3 separate regions of the Homo sapiens genome follow, and regions 1 and 3 are each linked to region 2. Evidence: chromatin loops called from intact Hi-C (ENCODE). Cell type or tissue: PC-3. All regions are shown on one strand. Each heading gives the region's core, and the rest is flanking DNA. Links, peaks and the distances in the headings are about the cores only. Region 1 overlaps LINC01478 (long intergenic non-protein coding RNA 1478). Region 2 has its middle 69 kb from the start of LINC01601. Region 3 overlaps LINC01601 (long intergenic non-protein coding RNA 1601).

What was found. A loop is a pair of places that touch in the nucleus more often than their neighbours do. Peaks named below come from ENCODE experiments on the same cell type or tissue, not always from the same donor. Only the 100,000 strongest peaks of a DNase experiment are listed, where the experiment ranks them.
Region 1: it touches region 2 in a loop (7-fold over the local background); 3 of 110 quality-filtered maps call a loop at or near these places.
Region 3: a loop joins it to region 2, with 10 times the contacts of the local background. A loop is called at or near these places in 4 of 110 quality-filtered maps.

What each region holds. Positions count from the first base shown.
Region 1 is chr18:44,516,834-44,524,406 of GRCh38, reverse strand. LINC01478 (long intergenic non-protein coding RNA 1478) reads left to right here. Exons shown (of 5, transcript NR_110792.1): 2 at 6,039-6,182. It also overlaps the pseudogene MLECP1. Among named protein-coding and RNA genes, the nearest start is that of LINC01478, 11 kb to the left of the region's middle. In PC-3, for the core only: no CTCF peak of the experiment used is centred there; a DNase peak (open chromatin) is centred at 3,206; H3K4me3 peaks cover 362 bases; H3K27ac peaks cover 2,079 bases.
Region 2 is chr18:44,597,284-44,604,856 of GRCh38, reverse strand. No RefSeq gene overlaps it. Among named protein-coding and RNA genes, the nearest start is that of LINC01601, 69 kb to the right of the region's middle. In PC-3, for the core only: no CTCF peak of the experiment used is centred there; DNase peaks (open chromatin) are centred at 1,816, 2,306 and 3,226; H3K4me3 peaks cover 363 bases; H3K27ac peaks cover 2,093 bases.
Region 3 is chr18:44,532,303-44,539,875 of GRCh38, reverse strand. All of the region lies in intron 1 of LINC01601 (long intergenic non-protein coding RNA 1601), which reads right to left. Among named protein-coding and RNA genes, the nearest start is that of LINC01601, 4.3 kb to the right of the region's middle. In PC-3, for the core only: CTCF peaks have their summits at 3,110 and 3,315; a DNase peak (open chromatin) is centred at 2,115; H3K27ac peaks cover 538 bases.

The DNA of each region.
Region 1 (7,573 bases), core at 831-5,830, 80 kb after region 2:
ACCAACACTAGGTCCTGAATGGAGAGCTTGAACCATGTTATTTCATCTTGTATCAGTAATGTTACTCCTTGAAGCCAGATCTCATTCTCAAGAATCTGATAATCATTTAATTAATTTAAAATTTACTCTGTGCTAGGCACTTTTTGGGATATATGCCTGTAGAAATGGCAGACATAAGGTTTAGCATAAGGTTTAGGACAGATTTTTTAAGTGAATCTTGGAGGAGTATATGATGACTGTTACATACAAGCATAAAAGGGCCATCCTGGTTTAAGTATTCTAGGAAGCCTCCCTGCAAGCATGACATGGATATGGGAGAGGGAACAAGACAAGAGGGAAAGGAGTCAGAAGGCTGGAGTCCAGAAATCAGAGACTGTACCCCAAAAGATTATACCCTGAAAGAAAGGAGATCATTTTGGCTACTATTCTCTGACAAACATGAAACTCATTCCATCTTTACAGCTTTGCTTAAGCTGGAAAACTGTTCTCCTCGCTGGAAATGTCCTCATACATGCTATCATGCTCTCAATTTATTATACTCTTTCTCATCCTTCAAAACTGCATTTTCGTCTTTCTTTTCCTCTATGGAACTTTATCTTTTGATTCCAGATCATGTCGCTATTGCATTTTTGGGACACCTTTGAACACGCATTATTATTTTTTTTTTTTGGTAATTTTTTTTTATACTTTAAGTTCTAGGGTACATGTGCACAATGTGCAGGTTTGTTACATATGTATATATGCACCATGTTGGTGTGCTGCACCCATTAACTCGTCATTTACATTAGGTATATCTCCTAATGCTATCCTTCCCCCCTGCCCCCACCCCATGACAGGCCCCGGTGTGTGATGTTCCCGTTCCTGTGTCCAAGTGTTCTCATTGTTCAATTCCCACCTATAAGTGAGAACATGTGATGTCTGGTTTTTTGTCCTTGCAATAGTTTGCTGAGAATGATGGTTTCCAGCTTCATCCATGTCCCCACAAAGGACATGAACTCATCCTTTTTTATGGCTGCATAGTATTCCACGGTGTATATGTGCCACATCTTCTTAATGTAGTCTATCATTGATGGACATTTGGGTTGGTTCCAAGCCTTTGCTATTGTGAATAGTGCCACAATAAACATACAGAAAACGCATTATTTAATCTTCTCATTGAACACTTAATCACATTCTGTCATTCATATAATAATATTCATATAACAACTTCCTTGAATTTCCTTTGTTTGATTTTTGTTGTTGTTTTGTTAATCATCATGAAAATCCCTAATCAACAATGCTTGGTTTCTTTCCCATACCATCCACCCCATTCAGGAAGATTCTTTGCTCTCACAACAAGCAGAGTCAAAAGAGGGAGGAAATGGAGACACCGAAGTCCATGAGGATAGAAAAAATGAGGCTATTCTTGTCCAAAGCATAGAGGTTGAGCATGGAGGGAGAGTCAACTAAAGTGGATTCTTATTGGTCTGCCCTTTGAGATCAGACCCTTCAGCACAATCTGTCCTCTTTCTTTTTTCTCCAATCCTGGAGAATTATCATTTATCATCCCTGCCATGATGTAGATTGTACAGAGTTTGGGACTACTATAGTGCCCCTTTCATAAACCTGAAGTAGAGTTTCTCAGTGACAGAGAACACCTACCCCTTTCTTTTTCTGATGCTCATAGGGATGATATTGTTATGGGCTGTGCTGTACCCGCGTACCATTAAAGATATTGTCTTTCACCATGCTATGGCAATTTAGTTACACATTAAACAGTTGACATTGTGCAAAGGAGACCTCAGAAACTTTCAAAAACAGTGAGAAGTCCTCTTGATGGGTACTTCATAGCAAGGACCCCTTGTGATAACTCTCCATCAGGCCTTCTCTGATCTGGAGCACAGGATTGAAGCCTGGGATTGCAGATCAAGCCATAGTCTGTGGCTTGGCTCACCTGACCTTCCAATGCATTCTTGAGGAAATGAGTCCCTGTACATGTCTAAATCTACTTTACTACCTGCTTGACACCCCAAGTGATGCTCTTTGGCAGCTTGGCCCCTAGCACAATACCAGGGTGCCACCACCCAGGAGCTATCATCACTGCCCTTTCCTGCCAGGTCACCCTGGACTCAGGAAAACAACATCACAGGTCTGTCCCAGCTACAGTGGAAATGAAGCTTTCATGTCTCCTTCCAAATGCTGCTTATATTTTTATTTACATATTTTATTTGTGCTATCTTTTTCTCTTCTTACTATATCCTGACTGTATTATGAATTGCCATATATACAGAGATTGTGTCCCATCATTTTCTTACATTTTATTGAACATTGAACACTGGTTTTAGCACACTTTAGATGTCTGGTAAATATTTTTTGTTGAGTTCATACATACAAATTATAACAGGAGACAGAATAAATCTAATCACAGATAAAGACTCTTGTTCAATCTCTTTTAATAGGGATGTACTTTTGAGATAACATATTTCATGAAATGTCTATATCTTTTCAACACCATCTAGTCACATAGAATAGACCAAACATGTTACAACCCAAAGGTGAGGTCATTCATGAAGCATTCTTAGAATTGTGATCTACTTTCTAAGAGAAGGCATATGCCCCATTTTGTTGAGACAAATGCTTCTGGTCTCCTGGCTCAGATTACAGAAATATTTTTTCTAAAGAGAGTCAGGACTTATTTGGATCTGTCCTTGTAGGAGGGAGGCCTGAAGAGACATAAACAACCCAAGTGACAAGATTTTTATTTCCTATGTATGACTAGTTATGGTGTACTTTATAATATGGGTAGCATATCCGCTTCAAATTGAGAAAGACAAAGTCCAAAAAGGTTAAATGACTTGCTTAAAGTCACACAGCAACACATGGCCAGGCTTTGCACATTCTCCAGGTTTGATCAATCCTGTGCATGGATGCCAGCTGTTAGACAAAAGGAACCTATGCTCCCCAGAGGGCTTGGGTGATGAACTTCCCTCTTGTCTGGGTCCTACTTGAGGTTGCACGCATTGTTCCATCTTGCCTTGGAAGGTGATTGTTAGTGAAGCCCCTTCCAAACTATTCTTGTAATAATTTCCATCCTGAATCCCAGAAAAATTGAGAACACCGGGTGGGGTTCTGTCCCTCCTGTAAATCTCCTGGCTTGTTGCTATTTATTTAATGATTAATCCTTCAGCACTGCCTTGTTAAATAGAAGGGTAATATTTTCCTTCTGACTGGGCTGGAGGGGCTCCCAGTTCCAGTCAGGTACCTTTGGGCCATGCAGCTGAAGATATATAATGTGCCTTTTGTTTTGGCCCCTGGAAACTGAGCTTGTGTGGTGGTGAAGGATGTTCCTAGTAGTGGATTTTCTTCTGTTTCTCAAGTTTATGGTTAAAAGGAGAACTTATTATAAAGGTTAAGCTTTTATAACTGAGAGAACCAAGAAAGAATTAGAGTATCTACAGCCCCATATGCATGTGTTGTTCCCTTAAATACCTGAGATCACTAAAAACATCAAATCTCCCTAATTAGTACTTTTGTAGCTCTGAAATTTGCAAAAAAAATGTTTAATGTGATAATTATGGGTGAATTGTCAATCTCTATAGTGTGTTTGCATTTGCTCAAAATAATTCAAATGTAACAATATTTTCTAATTTACAGTTAATTGACTGCTAATAGGAAGAGGGGGAAGAATAAAAAAAAAAAGATGCCACAAACAATTGGAGAAATGACTTTAAGCTGAGACCCTTAGTGACCTTAGAGACAAAAATCTGAAACTAGGTTGAAGTGAAATAAGAGATTTTCTAATGAGAAACATTAACTTTTTAGGGGATATTGCAGTTTCCCACCTTGCACAAGAATGGCAAACAGGTTGGCTTTGGAGTATTTATATGCATGCATTGGTTTGTGTGTGTGAGTTTGTGTGTCTGGATGCCATGGGTCTGTGTAGTTTTTGTGTGAGTATGTGATAGGCTTTTTTGAGTTTGTGTCACTATGGCCCTCCTAATCACTTTCTGTGGTCACTTTCACCTTGACAGGCTTGGGTGCTCTTAATTAAATCTTCATATATTTAAAATCATTTCCTTTTTATATCTTGATTATCGGACTCAGATGGTGATGTTGATGGAGGGTTTTCACAAAACAAAAATGCAAACAAAAGCAGAAATTTACCACCAAATAAGAAATCTGAAGATGGAGCTATGTTGTGCAAAACAATCCTATCTGCCATCATATAAGCCCAGGCTTATCACCTCAATCAGGGGATGTACACCTCCAGGCTGCAGATGGCTGATAAGGAATGTAGCTTGAGGGCAATAGCCTTGATGTAGCATCCTTTTTGATGAGTCTCAAGCTTCACCTTTTCAATGAAGACCTGACTAATGTACTATGTGAATCTTTTTTTCCTGAACTCCTATAATCTTTTTAAGCCATACCTGTACTTATTTTTTCATCTTTTATTTTTTAACATGATTTAACAAGTAAGCACACCGAGAGAAAATACTTTGTATAAAGATCTTGTATCTCATATAGAACGCAGTGCAAAACCGTGCTCATTTTCTTTGCCCAGAAATTATTTATAGTTTTATGATTTGATTGAATTCTATATCATTAGGAGAATAGTGTTCAGAATCCCAAATACAGTTGTCTGAAACTTCTTTTGTCCTAAATATTTGCAGAAGTTTGTGCAATGTGTTGAGATACAGAAAGAAGTAGATGACATGATTCCTATTCTTGGGGAAATCTGTAAAGGGAATATATTCTGTGTATTTTACCCATCCTTAGAGAAATAGTTGTAGACTTAGTCAGGGAATGAATAAGTTTTTGAAATAAAGTTACCTATTATTACTGTTGGGTCAATATTTCTCTTGGTAGCCCTTGGGTTTATATAATACAGTGAAATTGAGTCTGTTCATTTCAGCAAAGGTGAGAATAACAAGAACAGCTCAAGGAAGTAGATAATATAGTACTTCATTCGGTTTAGTTTGATATATTTAGATATTTGATATCTCATCGAGTGAGTATCCCATGCCAGGTATTGGGTTAGATGCTGAGAATACAGAGATTATTCAGTTACAATCCCTGCCTGTATAGTTGTCAAGATATTTTAGTAGGTAGTGAATTTTCCTGTTGTGTTTTGATTGTAGAAGTAGAAACTGAGTTCACAGGGATTGTGATAAAGCATGATGGAAATCATGAGAGGATTTACTTATGAGTTTCTGTGCCTCAGTTATTTATTTATAAAATGGGGCTTATGATATCTATCTCTCCCAACCAGCTGGATTATTGTTAGAAGGAAATGAGATAGAGAGATGCCAAAGCTTGCTAAGAGGTTATAAGTTTTCTCACTCATAAGGCATTGTTTTTAGTGTTTTTGGATTTCCATCATTTCAGCAGCCCCTCTCTACAGAAGAATGAGTGGTGGCTAAGACGCTGACATTGGGAACTGAAATGGTCCCAAGACCCACAGAAGACTTGAGTCTAACTTGTGGACTAGGAATGAACAAGAGGAAACAGCACCCCTCCTTTAAAGGCCCATGGCCTGTCTGCTTCTCAGAAGTTTCTTGGCATGGTTCCTTGGTGGGATGGCCCCAGAGCAGACAAAGGATACATCTGTGTGTAATGTGATGTAATTCTCCAACATACATACCTATCAGGGATGCATAAGTGTTTCCAAACCACATTGAGGAAAGCCCCATAGGTTTTAAATAAAAATTATGTGAGACATTTTCTAGAAAGTAAAGCCATGTAAATGTATGTTTAAAACTTACCCCTTATCCTCTCCCTCTGTTAACTACACAGTGTGTACTATACATTTGACAAAAAGGGACAAGTGTCAAGTTATGGCAGCTCATTTTCTGGATCTGATGAGTTGGCATGCCTATTGCATTTATGGACTGGGGAGGACCTAAATGCTGAAAAGATGTCTGGTCCAGGAGTAAGATCAGCAGCAAAGTCTCTCTTACTTGGGATGAGACCAAAGTGGTTACTACATATCCCAGCAAAGTTCGTAAAAATCCTTCTCTCTGCAGTTCAGCCCCTAGACAGTCCCCTTCTCCCTCTCCCAGTGCAGAACAACACGTGGATTGCTCAGTACAACTTGTTCATCACATCCTCCTGTTCACTGAAGAATTATGGAAATATTCTCTGAGCTGCTTTCCTCCCTGCCCAACGAGTCATCTCTGTGTGAAAGGCCAAGCTTATAAATCCTGGTACGTATTGTCCTCTCCCTGTCTCACAGATCTACCTCTGCTAGATTTTCTTCTCTCTTTTCCATTTTAAAACTTATCTTCTTATTTAAAAACATATGTCTTTAAATAAGCTTTTGTCTTTCATAATGTGGAAAAAAGAAGGAAATTACCCTTTGGAACTAATGCTTGCTGATGTCTTACTGATTTACTGGCTCTCTCAGAAGTGCTTTAGATGTACAGACTCGTTTAATCGTCACTGGGACAGATACTATTAGCTGCATTTTAGAGACGAAGAAATGGAGGCAGGGAGAGGTAATATTTGAATGCCTAAGGTCGGGGAACTGGTGGGATATAATGGCTCTGAGATGTGAATCTAGGCCGTTTGGTTCTAATTGTCATGTTTTGTAATAACTACATATGTACAGCTTTCTCCCACACCTATTGCCCCTTCCTGCTATTGCTTTCTCTTCATGTTCTCAAGAAACTATCTGCTTTTACAGACCCAACTTTCATCCCACCCTTTTACAAACACTTACTGTCTCATATTCATTACCACAACTCTACTGAGATCTCTTTTTCCAGGTCATCTTTGAAATTCAAGTTGTCTCTTCTCATGGTCAGTTCTAATCCTTCTTGATAGATGTGTACTATTAGCCTAAGTCCTTCTCTTTAGTTACTTTTGCTTTTACCTAATCACTTCTGGACATCCCCCTAGGGCAACCTAGAAAGAATAATTGCCAAAAGAATATAAGAATTGTAAAGTCAAGGAGACTGACATTCCAACCTAGGATTTTAGTGATATTAATAAGTTCCTGAGCTATAATTTAGTTGGAATTGGTGAGAGGCCACGAGGAGAAAAAGGAGTCAAAGTATGTGTGTAGGGAGGGGCGGGGAGGGGGTGGGTGTGTGCGGGGATATCCAAGGCTGTGAACCTTGTTATAAAGTTAAGAAAAATAAGGAAGTTTAAAAAAGGAACTGATTTGGGATATAAATTAAAAATTTTAATTGTTAAATGATATGCTTGAAGTGCTGGCAGTGTATCCAAATGAAAATATTCATGAAGAAGTTGAAATGTGAACTATAACCTTAGAACCCATGGAGATAGGTGAGATTTTAAGAGGGAGAATACTGAGAATGACATTAGCAAAATTTTTTTCACACCAGTCCTTTGCATAAAAGACAAAATCATCAACTTAAAACTTAAAGCCTTTCAAAATCTGGCAACGGACATTTCAATTCCATTCAGGCCAACGATTGAGTGCTTATTATGTCAATAAAAGAGAACAAGAAAAAAAGACACATTTTTTTAGTCAGGGTCCTTGGTCGCAAACAACAGAGACAAAGCCTGAATAAATTAAGCAGAAAAGGAATTTATTGGAAGAATACTGGATAACTCCAAGAATAATTGGGAA
Region 2 (7,573 bases), core at 932-5,931:
CTGGGCTCCTAGCCATGACGACTGAGTTCTAACTGTGAGGTTGTCTGTAGTGCCCCATTGCGTTTGCGGGTTAAGAAAGCCACTCAGATTACCGGTAAATAATTAAATTATTCATAAACTAGCATATATAGAAGTAAACACAGATTCATTTCTACAAATCATTTAAATAAAATTATACATTCGGAAAATTTCAAGACCGCATCCTACAAATCTCTTTTAAAACTGTGCCAAATGCATGCCATTGCTAGTAATAGTACCTTTACTACCAGGTGCCATTATTAACTGGAGGTGCCAGGGGAACAAGAGAAATGGCAACACAAACATTAGTGGTAATACAAGCTGGGTGAAGTGGGGGGAAGGGAGAGTGGTGTAAGGGGTGAGTATGGCTACAGCTAGCATCAATGTTAGAGCGTGGTTGTAATAGGAGTGGTAAGAGCTTGGTGGCTTTTTAGTTGTTTCTCCATATCAGCTACAACTTCCTAAAAACCATTCATGTCTGGAAACATAAAAGAGGGATAGATAAAGGAACCATATTGAAAATGATGTTTTATTGGTACGGTTGAAGTTAGAAAATCTCGTTGGTTAAAATTCGTAGTTCATAGCTACCCTCAGTCCTGAAGAGCCAATGCAATACTAACAGCTCAGTCAGTTTCTTCCAGGGGAAGGAAAGAATTTCTACATTACTGGACTCCACGGGCACCTAGGACCACTGCCTACTATGCTTCACTCACCTGTCCATGTTTCTTCTGAAAACTGTGGACCAAAAGGTAACATGGGTTTCAAATTATTTAGGGTCTAATAAGAGGGAAACTACCAAATCAATCACTATACTGTGATTATACCCCTAAAATAAAAAATATTCAAAATAAAGGATGTGGTAGTGGAAGAATTTCAACGCACTGCTGGAGATAGATGGGACCTTTGTGTTGACACTGGCTATAGGATTTCTCCTCATAAAAAAATGTCATGAGGTTCACAGATGGGCATCTGGAATCTGCACACCAGCTTTTGTATGTATGGACAAATTTGCATTGTTCTGTTATGAGCAAACATATCTTTCATCATTTGTTCAAAGAAGTTTGTATTAACCTTTCTAGCTGCTACAACAAACAACTCCCAAAATTTCTGTGGCTTAAAGATGTGCTTTTCACTCATGATCAGCTCAGTTGAGTTGAGAAGGTTCTGCCTTTCACCATGGACTCCAAGTTCTTCATTTGGGCTGGGCATGGTGGCTCATGCCTGTAATCCAGCACTTTGGGAGGCCATGACAGGCAGATCACTCGAGCCCAGGAGCTCAAGACCAGCTTAGGTAATGTGGTGAAACCTCCTCTCCACAAAAAATACAAAAATTAGCCTGGAGTGGTGGCATGCACCTGTGGTATCAGCTATTGGGAGGCTGAGGTGGGAGGATAGCTTGAGCCCGGGAGGTCAAGGTTGCAGTGAGCCATGATCACGCTACAGCATTCCAGCCTGGGTGACAAAGTGATACTTTGTCTCGATACACAAATAAATAAATAAAGTCATTTTTTTGATACTTTGCATCCAGACAGCTAATGATAACAGACATAGAGTGGGGATGATTCTGTAGGACACTTTAAGGGCATGGCCTGGAAGTGGCTGATATCAATTTTGCCCACCTTTTACTGGGCAGAACCCATCACATAGCCTCATATAGATTAGAAAAAGTTAAAAAAAAAATAGTTTTCCTGGTGCCCAGAGGGAAAAATGAAATGTTTTGGTGAACATGTAGAATGATTTCTGCCATAGGTTTTATGACTCATGAACGGTTAGGAAACATTGCCTTGGGCATTCATGTGTGAAAGGGTATGTTTTGCAGAGTATCATGATTTAGTTTGTCAGGCCAGCTGGGTCACAGGGGAGTTGTTAGAAAGGAATCAAAGTGGTAGCATATTTCTCTAAAACAATCTTGAAAGATTCTGATTTCTCTAGGAGATCTCTCCAGCAAGATTTGTAGGGCTTAGCATTCTATATTCTCCCAACACCTTTCATCACTAAAACTCTGGAGGAGAAAAAAATATCGGGAAGATTCCAAGTACTTGCCACTCTCTGGGTGAGATTAACTACCTTGAGGAACATGAAGAAGACATCTTTTGCAATATTTTTTTCTACAGTTTTGGAGGCCAGGGCGTGGGTCTAGAGTTAACTCAAACTTGAAAATGAGAATTGAACCATGCTTCTGAGAGTGCTGCCTAAAGGAAGTGAGGTGTTGTAACTTGGTTACTTGGCATTTGGTATTTGTCTCTGTTTGTTCCATAAAAACTTTTGAAAGTGTTGGCGGATGTAGCTAACATTTGGTCTACTGCTATAAAGGATGTCAAGACCTCCAGTCAGATTTGTGGTTTTCCATTAGCCCTTAGGAATGTTTCTTTTGAATGCTGGTAGCATATTCCACCCACTCTTTTTACACTGATCATAGTAAATATGAATTTGCTTTTATAAAGACAGAGTAGAGACCTAGGAAACTGAATTAATTTTAGCAAAATCAAATTAATTTTAGGAAAATCAAATCAGGAAATGAGGAAAATAACAATATTAATTTATAAGTGGGTATATATTTTCTATTTTTCTCATGTATAATGGTGAAGATTGTTACTTAGCTACTGCTTTAAACACTTTCTAGTCTTAGGATTAATATAAACCAATGATTTGAAAACCTTGATCACATACCGTAGCTGTAAAAATTGTGATCATAGATCTCAAATATATGCACATTTATTCATAAACCATATTCATGTGCAACTTTAATGATATATGTATTAGAAACCTATATAAAAGCTGGGTGTGGTGGTACACACCTGTAATCCTAGCACTTTGGGAAGCTGAGGCAGAAGAATCACTTGAGCTCAAGAGTTTGAAACCAATCTGGGCAACATAGTGAGACCCAAACTCAAACAACAAACAAACAAACAAACAAACAACAAAAACTCTATATAAAGATAAAAATTCAAATGGAAAAGATTACATTACTATATAAGTTGAAATTCCAGTAATTTCTTTCTACATTTCAGTGAGTGGTCTTGCCTACAATCTGGGTGTTTCTCACTTAAGAAGTTTGTTAACATAAACAAGACACTTAATGTAGTATTCTTTGAATCAGAGCTTCCTAAGCAATGAGCTAGTTGTTACTGTAAAACTTTGTTTTATGGGAATTCCATCTATATTTGTAGGATGCTGGATGCCACACAGTCATGCTGTTGAGATGGCAAGTTGCCAAATAGGCTCCTTTCAAGTCCTGAAGAAAAAAATCTTTCTTTCCCAGAAGGCTTTGTCTTTGACTCAGCTGCTGTCAATTCATCACATCTCTAAGTCTCTATGATACACAGAAAAATTAAGACCAACAATTTCTACTCCACCAAGGATAATTTAGAGAATCATAAACAGATTTCACTCTATTCACCTGAAACACTGATGGAGTCTGAAGCAAAAAGATGTGAAAGGTTGGAGAGGCTCTGTAAAACAAAACAAAACAAAACAAAACACAGAAAACACAAGAAGAGACTAATAAAAATTGTAAGAGCTAACACTTATTGAATACCCACTATGTGCTGGTAATTGCCATTGCTAAGTAGTTCATACACATCATGTATTTTCATCCTTAAAATAAACCAAGAAATATGTGCTAATTATTATCCTCTTTTTACAATAAGTAAACTGCCTCTAAGATGAATGGATAATGGAAAAATGTTTTGTTTCTGGAAAATAAAGAATGTTTAGATGACTTGTTAGTTGTTAGGTGTGCCCGTTTGTCGGAAGGGTTTCCTGTGCTATGTAGGAAGTTGGACTTGTTTATCTTTTAGATCCTTTTTGGTACTCCATTTCTGTAAATATTTTTGGACGTTTACTTTGTTCTTAGATCCTTTGAGATGCTTACCAAGCTCAATCTTGATCAAGTCACTTAATCTCAATGATTTTTAGTTTGATCATCTAAATTGGGGTTGCCCTAGCTGATTGGCCTGTCAGAAGTTCTCCTAAGAGTCCAACATGAGTGAATGTTTTGAGGACCATCAATGGTCTGTCTAACGCATCATCATCATTATTTTTTAAATGTGATATAATTTCTGTGTTGCAGGAATTTTCAGTTCATGAAGATATTTTACTTACAAGATAAAGACATGTTCATAAACAGGGAACAGATAATCCTTTTCAATGTTTTCCTATTTGAGTCATACAATCTCAGGTTTGGGACAGGGAAAGAAACCATGAATTGATGAGAGAAAGTGGTCCTAATTCCTTCATAGTGATTGTGATAATACAATAATACATGGAAATTGTAATAATCCTTTGTATTTATGGACACTTCAAATTTTCAAATTACTTATACATTAGTGATCTCACCTGATCCTCCTTTCGTTTCTCAGTTCCAGGATTATTTTTTTCCTTTAACTGTATTGACTATTCAGACACCTGCGTCTGCTGTTAGCACAGTTTTTGGGGACCTTGATAGCCCACTTAGGTGTCCCATTTTACTCCCTCAGCTTTCACTTTCATCACAGTAGTCCCTTCAGCCTACCCTCCTAAGTTTCTTTCCTTCCTTTTCCCTTCCTTCCCTCCCTCTTTTCCTCCATAAACATTTAAGAATTCAAGGGTGTTTCATATGCCAAGCACTATGTTAGATGCTAGAGATGAATAGTTAACAAGGGTCTTCAGTCTGAAGAGATCAATCTTATTGAGGAGATGGAGAAAAAAAAAACAGACAAGTATGCCGTGATGGTGATATAATAGTGGTGAACAAAGGAGGTTCTGAAGAAGGTCAGGGCAGGGAGCTGATTCTAACATAAAGAGGGAGGTCAGGGAAAACTTCCCGGAGGAGGCACACCCTGGGTTAAGTTGATCAGGAAGATTGGCAGAGGGGACAGTGTGAGTAAAGCCCGAAAAACCTGCTTCTTAGCTGCTCTTGGTTTCACTGAGGGCAAAAGAAAGAGTGCAGTGCTCTTGAGTTACAATGTTTCTGTCCTCAAGATCAGGGATTATTTAGAGTTTTGGCTTTAAAAGTCAAGCCATAGATCCTATGAATTCTGAGACTGACGCCTTGAGCTTTCTAGACCACCCTTCTCTTTTGGTCAGACCTGAGGTGCTGATGGAGCCACTGGCTCCTGCTACATCTCTGGGTTTGCCAGTGATTAAGGGCATTTTTGTCTGAGTGCCTAAGTGCTGGGGCAGACTGCCCAGCTTCAATGAATCGATGGACTAAAAATTGTCTTCCCAGCAGGCATTGCCAAGCAGCCTCCAGCCAACACTACAAGCAACTGAGAAAAGATCCATTGAGCTCAGCAGGAGGCTCTGTTTCGGCTGACTCAGCTCCCTGGAAGCACTTCTCCAGTCATTTATATCTCTACTTTTCCTCTCTGAGCTCCGCTCTGTATCTCTGCTCTTTGTGCCAAGCTGGGAGGCACTGAGGTTTCAAATGGCTATGCATTATCAATATCTCAGTGTGCTTCTGACAGGGCATAAAGTAGACCTGACCCAATAGTCCATTTTTATTCTCTATTAGTTTAATTCACATTGGGTTTGGCCCAAGTCATAAAGATTTTAGTTCAAGAAAAACATTTTACAAGGTGACGAATGAGATTAATCTTGCAAAGATCGTGGAAAATAAAATATTTGAATTGGAAAACCAGAGTTTAAGAAACATGTGAAAGGTCATACAACCAGCTGGTGGAGGAACTAGGTCTAGAACCTAAAATTAGGTAGGGCTTCTGGCGAACTTCGCTTTTCTACAAATTACTATGTTTTCCTTTTTTTCTAGAGAGTATTTTTGAAAATAATATTCTATTATAACTGCAACACTATGAAGTCATTAGGGCACATGGCAATGCTAAAACTTTGTTGATGAGGAAAATTGGGCAGACTTACCAAAGGTCACTCAAAGATAAGCAACAGACCTGGGATAGAATTATTTTTCTTTTTTTTTTTGGTGAACCACATTGTAGAATGACCTAGTTCAATAAATCAGGAGATCTGGTTTGAGAGATTAAGTTGGGGCCATTTTGGCCTCTAGTAAGCCATCAGTTTTGAGCAAGTCTCTTGTCACTCTGGTTTCCAGGATGTTCCTCGCCTGTAAAATGTGCAGATTTGCCCGGCTGTGGGCCTACAAAAAGCAGAATACTTAAAGCAGCCAGGCCTTTGGTGCTTTCTTCTAGGGGGCACCTGTGAGTCGGTTTAGCTGATGGCAGATACTCTGGAATGCTGGTCCACAACGGGGAACCCTTCTGATTGTTTCAGAGAACTTAGAAATAGATATTTTTATGTAAAATCTCTTTATTTTTAATTGTTGATGAGATGTACAAAATAAAACAAACAGTGTTTGAGCCAAAAAAAAAATGCCTGAGGGCTAGAAGTAGCTTATAAATTGTCTGTTTGCAATGTCTAAATGGCAAGTTCTGCAGTCTTGGTGAGTGTTAACACTCCGTGACTCCATACACCTTGGAACTCCTTCTAAGTTGTGTTCCTTCGAGTAACACAAAAAGATTACTTGATTATGTAAATGAGTGCTAAATTTCCTTGGAGCTCATTGTCATTCAAATATATCTTAAATACCTAGTAAATTGCTTTGAAGGAGTTTAAGTATTAGGTCTTAAAGATATGTAATGAAAAGGGAAACCTTGAAGTCCTCCTTTTTTTTTTCCTTTGGTGGGTTCCAATGAATAGATTTATTTTGGCTTTGAAATAACATTGCTCCTGCATTCCTCACTGTTGTCCTATGTCCTGGTCTCAACTGGACGATAGATTTTTTTAAAGACCAGAAACTGTTCTCTATATCTTTTCCTTTTCTCCTTGGCCAACATCATATGTGAACACAGTCTGAGCCTGGATAGTCACTCCTTTCCTTCCGGCCCTCTTTCATCCATTGGTGTTTGTTCCTGAATTATACAATGGTTCTCTTGAGACAGGAATAGTACAGGGTGGTCACAGGAGAATAAAAATTCTAGGCAATAGTTTAACATGACTAGAGGCTATGGGCTGATAAGACTCTGAAAAACAGGGTGTGGACCAAGTTGGCTAAGACTGACTGGACCCAACATGGCCGTGGATTCTACCTAGGTTTCACCTGGGACCTCACTATATGCCCATTAACATACAAATCACACACCGACCAGTGACATGAGAGTTCTGAGACCACACATATTTGGTGTAAAAGTGGGTAGCACCATGTTCCGAGAAACCTCTACCTTTTTCCAGGGATTTTCATAAATATTCAGCTCCTTGGTTAAAGAAACCCATAAAGGTAGCAGTCCTAAACTCCACTGTGGGATTCTCTCTTGAGTACACCCTCACTCCCCATTCTTGAATATGTACTTTCTTGAGTGTATTTGTTTTGCAATAAATCGCCATACTTTCACTATTTTCTGACTCATCCTTGCATTCCTTCTCACGATGGTGTCAAGAGCCTGGATGTCGGCTGAGGTCTCTCCCAGCCCCCTGGTATCAGTCTCTATGTGACTGATTTCCTGAATCTTTTGATAAAGTTCCTCTTTCTCATGCTGCTAAGCATATTCTCCTGAGTTCTCTTCTTGACTTTCTTTTTTGCTACCTCAAATATCACTTTCATGCA
Region 3 (7,573 bases), core at 1,232-6,231, 65 kb after region 2:
ATAAAAGAAGATTGTCTGGATAAGGCCCTGAGACACTAACTGTAGTCAGCCAACCAATTATGAGCCCTTAAGATTCTTCTCCAGGACTCTTCATCTAACTCACTCACATGCTGACTTTTTTTTTTCCTTGGACTAAATTTGGTCACTGTTTTCATGTTTTATAGACAGTCAAGGTGCAGTGTAGGCATGATTTATTTTTGGAATTTTGGGGTTAATATGAATAGAGGTTCTGTGCAGTTGGAAGTCTGAAGCATGTTCGGTAATTCTTGCTTTGGTCTAGAACAATTACAAAAGTAATTCTAGTTTTTGGTCTACTTTAGTAATTCTAAGAGGTACTCATCTAAATTATGTAATCACCTCAGTGAAGTGATAGTTCAAGTATCACATACTTTTTTTCCTCTACTAAAGAATTATTATTATAATCCATTGACTGAATGAATGAATAAGAAAGTCTGTGATAAGCCACAGTGCAACTGAGATTGGCAGCTCCAGATCATTACAATGTAAAATATATCTATATAGTAATGATAAACAGACACTGATTGTTTTTTAATCATTTTGATGCCTAGCCACAAACCAGTGACTTGTGCCTGAAAGTGGCTAATTTTGAATAAGGCATTAATACACTCATATTTATGGCTTCCATGGGTTATCACGTAGCAGTAGGTAGTCTCTCAGATTTCTAGCTCCTGAGGCTCTTTTTGCTTTTGGGGAAGGCTTCAGATAACTTGTGCATGAAAGACATGTACTCTTGGAATTACTGTTCTATGGAATGATCTGTTGTTCAGGCAGGTGATTCTACCTCACTTTGCTCTTTGCTCTAAATGTCCCAAGACATTTAGAATGATGGAGCTATTGAGCTTGAAATTATACCAGAGCTTCCTTGCCCAAGTAGCCATTAGAAAAGTGATTCCAAGAAGACTCCTTGTAATGACAAAGCCAAGTTCACCTTCAGGGCTTCTAACTCCTGGTTCAGTATGGTTTCTACTATGCAATTTGCTTTGCTACTTTTTCCCAAACATAAACATCTTTCTCCTCATGGCCATCTATGGGGTGACCAACTCATTTCAGTTTACTCAGGATTTTCCTGGTTTTAGCATTAAAAGTCCCGTGCCCCAGGACTCACCTTAGACCAAGCCAAACTGGAATGGCTAGTCACCCTAAAAATGGATGTGTGTGATGTCACCATTATATTTATTCCAAATTGCTTGTTATTCCAGAGGGTAAAGTATCTATTTTGTTTCTGTGCCTTTGTGCATATTGCTTCTTCAGCTTCAAATGCCTTCTTTGTTTCATGATGAGCTTCTCCTTATTTATAAATAGTCTGACCATCACTTCCTCGGCAAATATAATCTATTTTTTGGAAATTTTCATGTAGCCCTCATCTGTTTTTTCATAATTAAAACACTTTTAATATCACCATTAAAACACTTCATTGCATAATGTTGCGATTATTCACATTTCTTTCCTTTGCTTGTCTAAGAGACTCTTGAACTTGAGAACAGAGACCACACCTTATTCATCTTTGTCCTTCCAGCACCTAGCTCAGGCCTGATATATATTAAGTGCTCAGAAAAAGTTAATGACAGATGAAGCATATTAATTTGAATTCTGATACTTCCATATTCCCCTTTTTCTTTCTCATGTTTCCTAGTAACGAGTGGTCTCCTAAGTTAATCTCATTTCCCTTGCCCAAAGATTTACATTTTATTCTTTACATTTTATTAAATGTAAATAAGGTGGTTCTTAAAATACAAAAGGGCTTTTAAGAATCACAGTAATAAATACTTTTTTAAGTTTAAAATTTTAGAAACTTTGAATTGACACTAGTGGGGATATCTTGGAGCAAGATACCTACTGCTCAAGTCGCTCTAGGGTAGGAAATTACCTAATCTGACTTCTTCTGTAGCAGGTACAGGTGAGTAGAAGGAATATATATATATATATATATATATCACTCATGACAGGTAACCACTTTCAGCATCCCCAGGCAAGCATACAGGAGCAGGCTTTCTGGCTTATGGTCTGCATGGAGCCCATCTGTCTGCTTATTTGGAATTGCTCCTACAAATACAGTGAGATGCCCAGGGGGCCAGCATTGCAATGTGACTCATTGGAATGGCTCTGACTCACAACTTGGGATCACAGGCTCCTAAACTGGCAGACCAGCTTTGGAGTGGTGCCTTGAGGGCTGTTTCCAATTTGTTATTTGTTAAACCTGAGTTTTCCTGCTGACGTGACTAGTGAGAAATTAACACAGTTACTTTGGTGTATTCTTTGCAATTATATGCTATTCAATGTGTAGAAACATTACGGGACTGGGAGTTAAGAGGTTTGCATTCTTCTACCAAACCTGCTACTGATTAGTTCTGTGGCTTGTGGCAAGTGGCTTCATTTTCCTAGGTCTAAGTTTATTTATAAATGTAAGTGATTGACACTGCTTTACTTTTGTCCCTAGTATCTTCATATATATACGTACACACACACACACACACACATAAATTGTAGTAAGAGGATTTAACAGAAGATCTACTCCTTTGACAAAATTTTAAGTGCACAGTATAGTATTGTTAACTTTAGTCACAATATTGTACAGCAGATCTCTACAACTTCTTCATCTTCCATAAACTATATATGGAAACTATATATCCATTGAGCAACAACTCCCATTTCTCCCTACTTCTAATTCCTGGAAACTACCATTTAACTCTGTTTCTATGAGTTTGATTTTAGATATCTCATATAAGGAGAACCATGTAGTATTTGTCCTTCGGTGGTGGCTGGCTTATTTCACTTAGCCTTATGTCCTCCAGGTTCAGGTTGTCACATACGAGCAGGATGCAAAACCTCTCTCATTTCATCACTTGATATATCTCTGGGTCACAGACACTTTTAAAGATGAGTATCATGAACACAAAGCTGCAGTGCTCCCAGAGGTCACCTCACATCCTTGAGCATGTTACCCTATCAAATTGAAAAACTCTAAGAGGAAGGAAAGAGCCTGCACCTGATTATTGCTCCACTAAGCTCTCTAGCCACATGTCGACTACTGACCTTTGTAATCAGTGCTGCCTGAGCTGTTCAGTATATTCTCTGGACAAGTGAGCAGGTGGATGTTAAGAGCCTCCTCACTGATTGCACTGCCTGTTAACATGGTGTATGCTCTGGTGAGTGCCTGCTCTTAGGGAAGGGAAGGATCTCAGCAAACTCATGGAAGAGATGCATGGGAAGGAAACTGCACTAAGGGTCAAGAGCACCAGTGTCTAACTCCTTCGAACCCGTGCAATCGTTGTGTGCCTTCAGGGAAATCATCCAGCCTAGGGGGCACTCTATTCCAAATAAAGCATGTAATGCATGTGGCACAAGCTTATCAGGAGATTAAGGAGATATAAAATTCACCAGGAGAAAAGTTAGAATGCACAGGGAAACATTCATTTCTATTATAAGAAATCCAGAAGTCTTTTAACATCCCCCCAAATTCCCCAGCTGAAATTTAAACAAGCAGATGTTGTGAGATCTGAAATACATCATAAGTAAGAAAAAAATTACTCTTTGGGCTCAGTAACAGTTCCAATTCAACTCCTCCATTCTTTATGATTCATCATTGTGTGTGGAGTGCCAAGACTGGACTGGACTCTGTAAGCCACAGAAGGATTTAGGTCCTTCTGACTAGTTTTAGGAGACTTGGAAACTATCTATCCCAGAAACCCCAGGTGTTCAGGAGGAAATGCTTTCCAGGCATTAAAAATTCCTTGAGGGCTTGTTCGTTGTTGCTGTTTTAATTGCTTCCTCTCTCTTTCCTTTTGAAAATACTTTAGTAGGGACATCCTCAGATGGGAGATTTTCACAGGGATTTAAATAAAGAGAACATGCCTTAGGAAGGATAGTGTGGATAAAGGATTTGAAGAAAAGAGTAAGCTAGTTTATATCAGAGCAGGTCAGAAGACTTGGTACCCATCGTCAGTCCAAAACTCAGTGCCCCAGAACAAAAACTCCTGCTCTGGCCATTCGGGTCACATATACAATGTCAAGGCATGGGAAGGCCAGTGTCAGCAGTTCTACCACCCGTGGAATGTCTTTTGCCACCCAAACCCAACATGAAGCCATAGTTGACATAGTTAACGCTCAACATCACCAAACCAAACACTTCCTCTTTCCCTCAAAACCCACCTTTCCCATCTTGAAGAATAATGCCAATATCTACCTAATCTCTTACATCAGACACCTGGCAAGGTTTTAAGACTCTTTCTTTATACTTCATAACTACCTGTTTACCTTAATGCCTCTTTTCTTTTTGCTTCTTTCTATTCTCAGTGCAGTCAACTTAGGTCAGGAGCTATTTGTAATTATTTTGACTTAGATTACTGCATGACTGGGAACGGAAGTGGGGAACAAATTAGAAACATTCTACTCTACACCATCCCCTTCACATCCCTGATTTCATGGAGTTCTCAGACAAGTCTACAAAGGAAGAAGGTAGTTATGCCTCCCCTTTCTGTGATTATACTGATAATGAAATTAATGCTCTTTAAGCATTAATCACGTGCTAAGCACTGTGCACCATTCTACACTTAGAACCTCACTGCCTCATGATGTGCCCCTTTACATTGCTGCCACACTGAGTCTTGTATTCCGTTTTTCTGTGTTTCCTCTTGTCATCTTTCCCACACCCTTGCCGTTCCATGGGTTCCTTCTACAATCTGGCTCCTATTCCTTTCCCACCTTGGTGCCACGTCCCAAAGCATCTCTATTTACTATCCTCAGGACTTCCTTTTTCTTCCTCTTTCTCTTATACTCACACCACTAACTCTTGCTTTTTGTTAACATTTTTGTTCTTGTTCATTTCCTCCCAGGAGTCTTCCCCATCTTCTCTCTCTCTCTCTCTGTCTCTCTCTGTCTCTCTCTCTCTCTCTCTATATATATATACACACACACACACACACACACATATATATGTACATATACATATAAAATTTTTTTTTGAGACAGAGTCTTGCTCTGTTGCCCAGGCTGGAGTGCAGTGGCACAATCTCAGAGTGCAACCTCCACCTCTGCAGTTCAAGCAATTCTTGTGCCTCAGCCTCCCAAGTAGCTGGGATTACAGGAGTGCACCTCCATGCCCAGTTAATTTTTGTGCTTTTAGTAGAGATGAGGTTTCATCATGCTGCCCAGGCTGGTCTCAAACTCCTGGACTCAAGCAATCCACCCACCTTGGCCTCCCAAAGTGCTGGAATTACAGGCATAAGCCACCATGCCTGGCCTCCTCCCTCTATATTCTCACTGTTATTATAGATATCTGTTATTTGCTCTACCTGAGAGCCACCTTGATTTCGTGTCATTACCTTGATGTTTTTGTTTTTGAGGAACTGCCTATTCCCTAATAGAAGCAGTCTGAACAGGGTATCTGTAAGGTGAGTTGGTCTTCTTGGAAAAGGAGTCAGCCTAGGACAGAGGTTGAGCAGCCAGGGCCCTCTCTTTGGTATTTGTCTTGAAATGGCACGTGGAACCAGACATGATTGGACCTTGTTCTAATAATTCTTGCTTTTTGGATCTCAGAAACAGACTTTGCTCCTAGTTTTCTGAGGCCTGTTTTGGATCTCCTGAGGCTTCTTTCAGCCATTCAAATAATCCAACCTCTCCCTCTTTGGGTCTAAGTAAGCCAGAACTTACTTATGCTGTTTGCAAAGAACTCTGATCAACACAGGGGCCCTCTTGTGAGCAAAACCCACATGCTCTGCTTGTTCTACCATATCCCACATTACATTCTGGTCAGCAGAGCTCAGTCCAACTCACTCTCCCACTCGACTGCAATTCTGCCCCTAGACAGTGAACTCTGTGAGGACATGAACAGTGCTTTGTTCATCTTTGTGTCACTGGTAATTGGCCAGCAACTTGCATAAAGAAAATGCTTAAAATTTAATTAGTGAGTGAACCCATGGAAAAGAAAGACTATGTGACTATGAGATGGAATGGGAGTTTGAAGAGGAAGACTTTGGAGAAACCGGATACAAATCAGAAACTCATTCAGGGGATGGAGAAGGAGGTCTTGTCCATGACATGTGGAATATGAGGAGTAGAGGAATCACTTTGAGATCATGAGACACAGTGAGGCAAGTTTAGGATAGATCAGTAGTCATTCCACTAATGACTACTTCATAACTACCTATTCACCTTAATGCCTCTTTTCTTTTTGCTTCTTTCTATTCTCAGTGCAGTCAACTTAGGTCAGGAGCTATTTGTAATTATTTTGACTTAGATTACTGCATGAATGGGAATGGAAGTGGGAACAAATTAGAAACATTCTACTCTACACCATCCCCTTCGCATCCCTGATTTCATGGAGTTCTCAGACAAGCCTACAAAGGAAGAAGGTACTAATGCCTCCCCTTTCTATGAAACACAAAAATTAGGGAAGTAATCTTATGTTCTTATTTCTAGAGAGGAAATGCATTGAATATATGAAAGATTTTCGAAAGACTATATAAATACCCAGGTGACGAATCAATAAGGGATTTCTAAGGAAGTTTGGAGAAGCTGGAAGATTTTCTGCCTTTTGAGGTTGCAGTGATGCAATCAATCCCTTGTTTGCAGAGGTTTAACCCTGGGCTGCTGCCATCAAATGGTAGGTTAGAGCCTTGTGTGCAGAGGCTGTGGCCACATAGTCCCAGGAGCTCTGCTTGGGTAGACCAATGCCAGCAGGCCTGGTGTGGCCCTCTCTTGAGTTTATTCATGTATACTAGATCCAGAGGGCACATTGGAAGCTCTATTCTACTACTTTTCAAACAGTGAAGGGAGTCCTTGTATTCCTCAGGGGTCTCTCAGTTCGTTCACTCCACCATCCCTTCCCAGGCCACCTTCCTACATGTGCTTGCATCAGTCAAGCAGCAAGGATTCAGAACCCTCAGGAATTTAATGAAGTTTAATGGCTCCTTTTTTATTTTTGTAACTATGTTCTTACACAAATTCTCCATGGAAAGCATTTTCTTCAAGCATGGTTTCCTAGAAAGAGCATTGGCCGAGCTGTGGCCTGAACTGATTGAATAATTCATTTTACTTCTTAGAGTCTCAGCTTCCCTTTCTGCAAAAATGGATAATAATAAGTGGGCTACTATCTCATGTATTTGTAGGTAAAGTTCAAAGAGATAGATAATGGGAAAACTTTATGGAAGCAAAGATGTTATTATTGTCATTGTTATTTCTACTCCCACACTCCCACTCTGATCTGAGTTTATAGCACCCATCTCCTTCAACATTTTATTGTTGAAGATGCATTGCTAACCTGGTGAAACAGACAGGAGAGAACAGAGACTATCTAGGAGTCATAGTCTTCTTCTCCTTTCCAGTTCTTTTCACCAATATAGGCCAGGGACTATTGTCACAGAATCTGCAGAAAGTCAGTTCTGAAACACCTTTCTAGACTCAGCTTTTTTTATTGCCTTTGAGTGTAAGCTGAGAGTAAGTCCCATCACTTCCATCAGCTCATTTAAAACAAAAATCTCTGCCCTATGTCTTTCTTGACTTGGGGAAATAATCTTGAAAGAGCTCTATGATATATGCTCATGTTATTAGAGGT